Linked DNA regions of Homo sapiens: region 2 is linked to region 1. A link is a contact called in ENCODE Hi-C or POLR2A ChIA-PET data. All regions are on one chromosome and are shown on one strand. Each heading gives the region's core, a stretch centred on a gene start or an enhancer-like site at or near the end of the contact. The rest is flanking DNA. Distances are from core to core; before and after follow the strand shown.

Evidence for each region. Hi-C counts contacts between places; a loop is a spot of excess contacts on that map. ChIA-PET counts read pairs that join two places held with the same protein, here RNA polymerase II (POLR2A). Pooled maps may share reads with other maps.
Region 2: a pooled map shows a loop between it and region 1 (6-fold over the local background). The contact joins the enhancer-like site here to the promoter of BLMH in region 1. A Hi-C loop is called at or near these places in 1 of 168 maps with a recorded cell type or tissue (chondrocyte), 1 of 37 single-sample maps with no recorded cell type and 5 of 50 pooled maps. POLR2A ChIA-PET finds 5 or more read pairs at or near these places in 2 of 52 experiments (Panc1 and activated CD8-positive, alpha-beta memory T cell).

Annotation. Positions count from the first base shown.
Region 1 is chr17:30,289,480-30,294,113 of GRCh38, reverse strand. BLMH (bleomycin hydrolase) reads left to right here and starts at 2,170. Exons shown (of 12, transcript NM_000386.4): 1 at 2,170-2,307; 2 at 2,606-2,803; 3 at 4,632-4,634. The coding sequence starts at 2,295. RefSeq lists silencers at 1,760-2,169, 2,370-2,439 and an enhancer at 2,890-2,949.
Region 2 is chr17:30,726,432-30,731,065 of GRCh38, reverse strand. It overlaps the pseudogene SUZ12P1. Among named protein-coding and RNA genes, the nearest start is that of CRLF3, 96 kb to the left of the region's middle. Within about 2 kb of position 2,210, at least 5 of the 41 ENCODE cell types and tissues checked have a DNase peak (open chromatin) inside an H3K27ac peak, as active enhancers do.

The DNA.
Region 1 (4,634 bases), core at 921-3,420:
TGGGTGTCCTGTGGGGCATCCTAATTTTGCTATGGCCCAAACTCAGTTCAGATCTGCACACTTGCAAATATGCAAATATGCCTATTTTTCTGTATGCCCTCTCTTGGTTAATGACACCACCTTCCATCTTCTTATTCCGCTGAAAACTTCAAGATTATCAATGCCTCTTCCCTTTCCGCAATGTAAGGCTTTTGTCCTCTCCCAAGTTCACTACTGGAAGAACCTTCTAACCAGTTTCCCTATCTCCAGAGCCCCTCCCCTCCAAATTACTCTCCCCACTGCCACCAGGTTTCTTTTTTTACACAGACTTGAGCATATTTTTCCTTTGTTTCAAAACCCATTTTGTCTTCTAATTAACCATAAGATAAAGTCCAGATGCTCAGGCATTGAACATAAAACCCTTTATATCTTGGCCCAAACCTACAAAACTTTTCCAGTCCTACACCTTGCCTCTGCTCCCAAAACATGCCTTGCTCTTAGCCACATCCGATTATGATGCACCCTTTCTTGAACATGATTTTATTCACTGCGCCTTCGCTGGTGCCTTGAATGCCCTTCTCCTGTTCTTTGACTTGTAAAAATCTCATCCACTCTTCAAGATCATGCTCTCTTGTCACTTCTATTTTCAGGCACCCTTTGGCCCTAATTGACAGTGCTCTCCTCATTGCTTCTACAGTCTACAGCACTATTGGTATGCTACTACAGATAGTCTAAAAGTTGTTTTGCATCTCTTTCCTACTACATTGAGTTTCTTAACGGCAAGATTAAGCTTTGTTCGTCTCTATGTCATCAGCAGTTTGTCCAGTGCCTAGTACATGTTAGATACTGAATAAAAATTTATGACTTGAATTGGGCAGGATGCTTGAACATCATTTTGTGAAAGGACCAGTGATTTCTTTCTGTATAATTTTCAGCCTCTTCTTTTTCAGATATTGAAAGAACCTCAGAATAGGATGGTTGATGGGCCCACTTAAGATAGTTGCTATGTTATAGCCCCAATTTTTAGCCGAGTCTCTCTAGGGACATAGAAACCGTGCTTTCTCAAATGACTGATTGGTGCCTGAGTATGGATTTTTCCAGATATCAGAGTTCCTTAGAACTGCGATGATTTTCAATCTAAGAAGACCTAGATTCTAGGTTACACACACACACACTCAACCTCATCGTTTTGAATAGCAGATACAGGGTTTCAGTGTTTTTGTTTTACTCTCTGTGGGTTCTATCCCAGCATCTTACTAAGGGCTGAGATTTCAGGGCATGAAACACGGAATCAACAAAAACAAGGTTTTTACAATCTCAAAACTTTGGGAAACTGTTGAGTTATCTTGAAAGCCTAGAGGGGGAGCATCAGTTAGTTTTGTAGAGAACTCGGCGAAACAATATTGATGCATACGGCTAGCCTCTGTCATCCTCCTGAGTTAAACCCAACGGGACATGCTGGACTATACAGGAGCCACTCGTGGACTCCGTGAAGACCAGATGGGTAGTGTTCTTGAAATGAGCAGATGTCTATTTGTAGAACTCTGGTAGTAGCTTTGGAGTGGGTGGGGAAGAGCTTGGTTCCCATTCCCCCTCAAAGACAATTATTTGCTTCTGATGAGAATCCAAGCAACAAGTTGCCATTGAGAATGCAGTGATTGGTCAGCAAACGAAGCCTATAGGAAGAGCCTTCGGGTGCATTCCTTGTGACATATCGACCCGTCCTAAGCCCGACGCTTAATTATGGGACCTCTCAGCTCCTCCCTCCCGCCTCGAGCTCCCTTTTGGCTTCTCACAAGGCTTCCTGGGGACGATTCCCCGATGCTAGAGTACTGGGGGTCTGGGCCCACAGGGAACCCGTCAGCCTCCCTCCTTGGAGCGGGCCTGATCCCGGGAGGGCGCCCGCGCGGCCCGGAGGCGGGAACCTAGGGGGAGAAGGCGCCGGCGCCGCCCTGGCGCGCAGACCATCTGTGCGGTCCTGCGCGGGGGCAGGCGCGGCCTCAGCCCCCGGGCGCTGGCGGACCCAGCGCGTCAGCTAGGCCGCCCCCGTCGGCCCTCCCCCGGGCGGGGCCAGCCCCGACGGCGCTGACTCAGCAACGCGAGGGGGGAGTTTTGTCCCTCCGCGGACCCCGTTTCTCCCAGCCTCAGCCTCCCCGCCGCCGCCGCCGCCGCCGCCGCCGAGCCGGTTTCCTTTTTCCGGCGCTCCGGGTGCGAGAGACAGGTCGGGCCCCCTAGGCAGCGAGCCGCAGCGCAATCCCGGCGCTCGCCCAAGGACCCTGGAAGCTACCGTTACCCCGCCGGGCAGCGTGGGCGCCATGAGCAGCTCGGGTGAGGTGCCGCCGTCCCCCGCCGCGGTCCTCTGGAGGAGCTCCGCGGTCCCCGTGAGGCCCGGCGGCGGGGAAGGCCGGGGGCTGGGACCCTTGGCGATGGCGGGGAGGGAGCTTTCGGGGCAGGCTGGATCGGCCTGGAGGGAGACAGCTCCTTGGAGGAGGATGCCGCTTATGGGTTTCCCCGCTGCAGCGGGCACCCCAGGATGCGCTTACGAAGTTAGATTCGGGACGCGGGAGCCCCAGATCAGCCCTTTCCCCCTCTTTTTGCGTTAAAATCCTGTTTGGTCTCCCAACAGGACTGAATTCGGAGAAGGTAGCTGCTCTGATACAGAAACTGAATTCCGACCCCCAGTTCGTACTTGCCCAGAATGTCGGGACCACCCACGACCTGCTGGACATCTGTCTGAAGCGGGCCACGGTGCAGCGCGCGCAGCATGTGTTCCAGCACGCCGTGCCCCAGGAGGGCAAGCCAATCACCAACCAGAAGAGCTCAGGTGTGGGCTTCCACTTCTCCCATACGTTCCTTGACCTTCCTGACAGCGTCCCATTTTGGTGTCTTATTTAAGAGTGGTCTTAAATTCGTACTGAAAGAACTGGTCGTAAATTCGTAAAGAATGAGGCACAGGTACAGGCAGGTCTAAGAACATTACCCATGTGGTTTGTTTTGCTGTTCTGTGGCTTGTTAGTACATGCGGTTAGAGTACAAAAGTGACATGTCCATGAGTATACGTTTGAGTGTAATTGACTATATTATGTTCCAATGCTGTGTGGTTTGTAGCCCGTGTCTTGGAGATGTATGGTCTTGGTCACAAAACAGAACATGTGAAAATGTTCATATCTTTGGAGGACTCCCCAGAAATGCCCTGAAGGCCCTATACTATGAAATAGAAAAGATACAATGTAATTACATTAAAATGTCATCAGATGTTACTTTTAAATATGCTTCTTGGTTACAACTGAAGCTAATGTGCTGATGGGCTCAGTTCCCACCAGTAGATCAGTTTGTAATACAGAAAAAAGTTCTGTTCTCATGCCTTGCTGGTCAAGAAGTCTCGTTTTGCTATCTGCTTTCTAGCACCACTCTCAGAAAAAACAGGTATAGTGAAAGATTGGATATCCAGCAATCTAAATAAGGAGCACATTCTCACAACAAAATTGTACTAAACGGATTTTTTAAAGTCTTTCTATACTTAAAAACGACCCCCCAGTCTATCTATACGGACAGGAAGCACATCAGTGCTTGTTTAGAGTCGGTTAGAACTCACAAAGCACACATTTAACGTGAGTACATTTTATTGTATGTACATTATACCTGAATAAAGTTGATTTTTTAAATGTTAAGGAAAAAGTCAAGACCTTACAATAATTAATGTTTTGCTTTAGAAGAAAGTGCTTGGAGTGGTGTGGGCTCTCAGGCTACAGATGATCCAGTTAGTAATGTCACAGTGGTCCTACATAGTTTAGATTGCAGTGACCCGTTAGGGAACAGGTCAGGTCTTACACATTTTGCAGTGTCACTTTTACATACAAAAGATCCAAATAGCATGTGAGTTGTGTAGTTTATTTTCATGCAGTTTTCACATCACCAGTGCATCCAGATCCCCTCTACTAGAAATATATAGCATATAGAAGAGAGGTGACATACAGGTAAATGTAAGGTAAAGACGAACTAATAGGCACTAGTGACTTTCATAAAACACTATAGTTAACTAGAGTTTTCTTCTTGTTACAAAATTATTTTTGTTTAATGTAGAATATTTGTAAATACCAAGTAAATATTTTTCTTGTATATTTGTCAAGTTTTGTGTGTGTGTGTGTGTTTAATAGTGTTTAATATGCATTGATACCTTATACATTGTTATGTAAGCTACCTATCTTTTTCACTTACCAATATATTATAAACATATTTTCATATTAGTAAAAAGGTTATACCCAATACAAGTCAAAGTTTTTCCCTCAGAATTTTCCCTCAGAAAAGAGATAATTTCCCTGTATTTAAGACCTTAAAAGACTTTTCTAATGGCGCTCTCAGTTAATTTATTTTGAAGTAGAGTACAATTTGGAGAAGGCATTACTCTGAAAAATGGATTCTTTATTTGATACGTAAAGAGTGTTTTTGTGTTAAAGATATTAAACCTTTGCATATATATTGCTAATAATAATTACCACCTTTCTTGTTTTGTTTTTAATCTTTCTGCTCTTTCTGATTTACTCTTTCTGAATTGTCCAGATCGTGTCATGAGTTCATTGGTGGGAAATACAGTTGGAGCAGTGCAGTCTATGTGAACCCTCATAATTTCTTGATGTGCTTTCTTGTTTCAGGGC
Region 2 (4,634 bases), core at 961-3,460, 440 kb before region 1:
ACCACGCCTGGCTAATTTTTTTGTGTTTTTATTAGAGACAGGGTTTCACCATGTTGGCCAGGCTGGTCTCGATCTCCTGACCTCGTGATCCGCCTGCCTCGGCTTCCCAAAGTGCTGGGATTACAGGCGTGAGCCACTGTGCTGGCCAGAAACACACATTCTCTGAGGCGGGCCCTCCAGCATGGGAACCCCTGCTCTGTCACATCCAGCTGTCATCCCAGCCTGTCCCATCTCAGGCTGTCCTGGGCTCTCAGTACCATCATTGAGCCAGCACTTTCAAATCTCTTATGTCCAGCCTGGAATTTCTCATCAGAGCCCCCATTACCATTTCCCTGCTGAAAACCAAAACCCTTGTAATTGGCCCAGTTAGCTCCCTGACCCCATGTCTGCTCCAGCCACTCCTGCTATTCCTGGACCACAGCAGGCCTTGCCCCAGGGCCTTTGCACCTGTCGCTTCCTCCACCTGTAGCTTCTGCCAACCCACTGTCCACATGGCCGGCTCCTTCAGGCCATTGCTCAGATGGAACTATTCACCTGGTGTATAGAATGTCCTCTTCATGGGGCAGGGATCATTGAACTGTTTTGCTCATGGTGGCCGCATCCCCAAATTTTACTTTTTTTTTTTAGAGATAGGGTCTTGCTCTGTCACTCAGGCTGGAGTGCAGTGGTGAAATCATGGCTCACTGCAGCCTCCACCTCCCAGGCTCAAGCGATCCTCCCGCCTCGGCCTCCCTAGTAGCTGAGACCACAGGTATGCGCCATCACGTCCAGCTAATTTATTTTATTTTGCAAAGATGAGGTCTTGCTATGTTGCCCAGGCTGAACATGAACTTCTGGCCTCAAGAGATCCTCCTGCCTCAACATCCCAAAGTGCTGGGATTACTGCTTGAGGCCATCACCATTGTTGTCTTCATATCCTCAACTTTTAGAATAGGCCTGGCACGCGGCACTGAATTATTTGTTGAATGAATCTCAGATCCCAAAGCTGAGACTCTGCCTTGATTCCTCACCTTCCCTGTCATCCCCCTCACAGAAGCCATCAGCAAGTCCTGTGGGCTCTGCCTCTCAAGTATCTCGCGACCTGCCCACTTCTGGCTCTAAGCACAGCACCCAGGCCCATGCCGCCATCCTATGTCACCTGTATGTTGTCCTGGCCTCCTTGCCCGCCTCCCAATCCGCCCTTCACTCAGAGCTAAGGGACCACATAATGATGTTGATCCGAACATTAACTGACCCCCTGGTCTCTGCTGGGGTCTCATTTCCTCACTAGAGCCCAGAGGCTGTGGGTGAACTGGTGCCACCAAGCTCTCCAAGCCCCATTCTGTCCTCCCTCCTGTTCCTGAAACATTCAACATTCCAGTTCCAGCCCCCAAGCAGGATCCCTGCATGTTGGCTGCGGCTGCTCATTGTTCAGGGCTCAGCCGCAAGGTCACCGCAGCAGAGTGACCTACCCTGGCCCCCTGCAAACAAAACAGTCCTCGCCTGCTGCCCTCACCCGCCATCTTTTCCCTGTTTTTAATTCACAGCTCTCAAGTGAGCACCTGAAATTACCTTTTTATCAACACGAGCTTCTTGAGAGAGGCCCTTAGAAATCAGCACACGGCTGGGCACAGTGGCTCATGCCTGTAATCCCAGCACTTTGGGAAGCCGAGGCGGGTGGATCACCAGAGGTCAGGAGTTCGAGACCACCCTGGCCAACATGGTGAAACCCCGTCTCTACTAAAAATACCAAAAAATTAGCCGGGCGTGGTGGCAGATACCTGTAATCCCAGCTACTCGGGAGGCTGAGGCACAAGAATTGGTTGAACCCGAGAGGTAGAGGTTGCAGTGAGGCTAGATTGTGCCATTGCACTCCAGTCCGGGCAACAGAGCCAGACTGTCTCAAAAATAAATAAATAAAATAAAACAAATAGGCACAGGCCCTCAATAAATAAAGATCCCCACAGGGCAGGACACCTGGTCCAGACCTCAGTCTCCTCACATGGGAAATGGGAGGATAATATCTGCAAGACAGCCCTGAACACCCCCTCTCCAGCCCTGTAGCTCTCTGCCCGCTTCCCCTCTCATGCCCACTCCTGATACCAGCTCCCTCTCCACTGCCCCAGCTTCTTCACTAAATCCCCCGCAGCCACCTCCAGCCCCCATCCGCATCTCCCCCCACATCCCTGACTAGACACGGCTGGTGTCACTTTCAGATCATTTTACAGCGTGTTACTCCCCCAGCCGCCACCAGCCCCCGTCCGCATCTCCCCCCACATCTGTGACTAGACATGGCTGGTGTCACTTTCAGATCATTTTCCAGCATGTTACTTTGGGGATGGGGAGTGGCTTCCTTATTTCAACTTCCTCATTTCTCCAACTGTCCAGCCACAGAAAGGTTCAGTGGAGGCAGTGTCCCCAAGCTGAGGAGTACTCCCCTCCCAGGGTCTCCAAGCGCTTTCTTTCACACTGCAACAGGCATCCTAGCAGAGGAACTGGTTAGGGGAAGTAAAAATGGCTGGATTTGTACGGTGACTCATGCCTGTGATCCCAGTGCTTTGGGAGGCTAAGGTGGGTGGATCACTTCAGCCCAGGAGTTCAAGGCTGCAGTGAGCTATGATCGTGCCACTGCACTCCAGCCTGGGCAACATGTCTCTAGAAATTTGTTTTTTTTTTTGAGACGGAGTCTCACTCTGTCACCAGGCTAGAGTGCAGTGGCACGATCTCGGCTGACTGCAACCTCCGCCTCCTGGGTTCAAGCGATCCTCCTGCCTCAGCCTCCTGAGTAGCTGGGACTACAGGCATGCGCCACCACGCCCAGCTATTTTTTGTATTTTTAGTAGAGACGGGGTTTCACCGTGTTGGCCAGGATGGTCTCGATCTCTTGACCTCGTGATCAGCCCACCTGGGCCTCTCAAAGTGCTGGGATTACAGGCGTGAGCCACAGCGCCCGGCCAAATTTTTTGTTTTTTAATTTGGCGTGGTGGTGCCCAGCTACTTGGGAGGCTGAGGCAAGAGGATCACTTGAGCCCAGGAGTTTGCAAGGCTGCAGTAAGCTATGATCCTGCCACTGCACTCCAGTCTGGGCAACAGAGCAAGACCCTCTCTTAATTAAAAAAAAAAAAAAAGGGCAGGGAAGCCACCCGATGCCAAGTTGTGTGGGCAGCGAATCCACATGGGTCTAGATCCCAATTTTGCCTTATACGTGCCCTGTGTGACCTTGAGCTGGTCTCCTCACCTCCCTGGCCCTGGTTCCCTCTGCGCTGCTATTCTGCAGGGTTCTGGTAAGGAGAGCAGTGCACGTACACGCTGGGCCAACACAGGCCCCATCAGAGGGTGCCATGCACAGCCTGGCGCCAGTCAGGGCACAAAGACACCCACGGAAGAGGCAGTCCCTCTCTTCCTCCCAGGCTGCACCCTAGAATGCTGAGACTCCAGAGTGGAGCCCCCGCTGAGCCATGTATACTTCCACCAGGAACTCCAAGGCATCTTCAGCCCAACCAGACCAATACAAGCCCCTACATCAGTGCACGGTGCCACCATCCTTCCAGGCCCTCCAGCCAGAACCCCAGGAGCTGAAAGCCTTGACTCCTCTTTCTCTCACCCCTAAATCCAGTTCAAGAGTAAGTCTTTGGGCTGTGTATACTTCCAGAACACCCCAGTGTTGGTCCACACATCTGTCTTCAGCATCTGCCCCTCTAGTCCTGGGCCCTGGCCACTCCCCAAGTGCCCTCTGGCCCCTTTGCCTCCGATGTCCAGGCTCTCCTGGCAGCCAGAGGCACCACCTCCTTTTTTTTTTTTTTTTTGAGACGGAGTCTCACTTTGTCACCGGGGCTGGAGTGCAGTGGCACAATCTTGGCTCACTGCAACTTCCACCTCTGGGGTTCAAGCGATTCTCCTGCCTCAGCCTCCTGAGTAGCTGGGATTATAGGCGCCCACCACCATGAGTAGACACGGGGTTTCACCATGTTGGCCAGGCTCGTCTGGAACTCCTGACCTCAAGTGATCCACCCGCCTCGGCCTCCCAACGTGTTGGGATTACAGGCATGAGCCACTGTGTCCAGCCTCCAAAACTTTTTTATCACCCCAAATAGAAACTCCATACCCACTGAACAATAACGCCCACTCCCCTCGTCGCCCAGCCCTGGTAACTTATAGTCTACTTTCTGTCTCCATGGATTTACCTATTCTAGACATTTCATACAAATGGAATCACAGGCTATGTGGCCTCCCCCGCCCCACCAGTTAGATGGGGGTCTCACTCTGTTGCCCAGGCTGGAGTGCCGTGGCCCAATCTCGGCTCACTGTAACCTCCACCTCCCAGGCTCAAGTGATCCTCCCGTCTCAGCCTCCTGAGTAGCTGGGACTATAGTCACATGACCCCTCTAAATTAACTCCTGGCTAATTTTTGTATTTTTTGTAGAGGCAGGATTTCGTCATGTTGCCTAGGCTGGCCTCAAACTCCTGGACTCAAGTGATCTGCCCATCTTGGCCTCGTAAAGTGCTGGGATTACAGGTGTGAGCCACCATTCCTGGCCTTATTTTGTGTCCAGCTTCTCACTCAGCGCCACGTTTCCAAGGCTCACCTACGTTATAGCCTGGATCCGGGCTTCATTCCGTTTTATGGCTGCGTAGTATTCCACTGCATGGGTGGA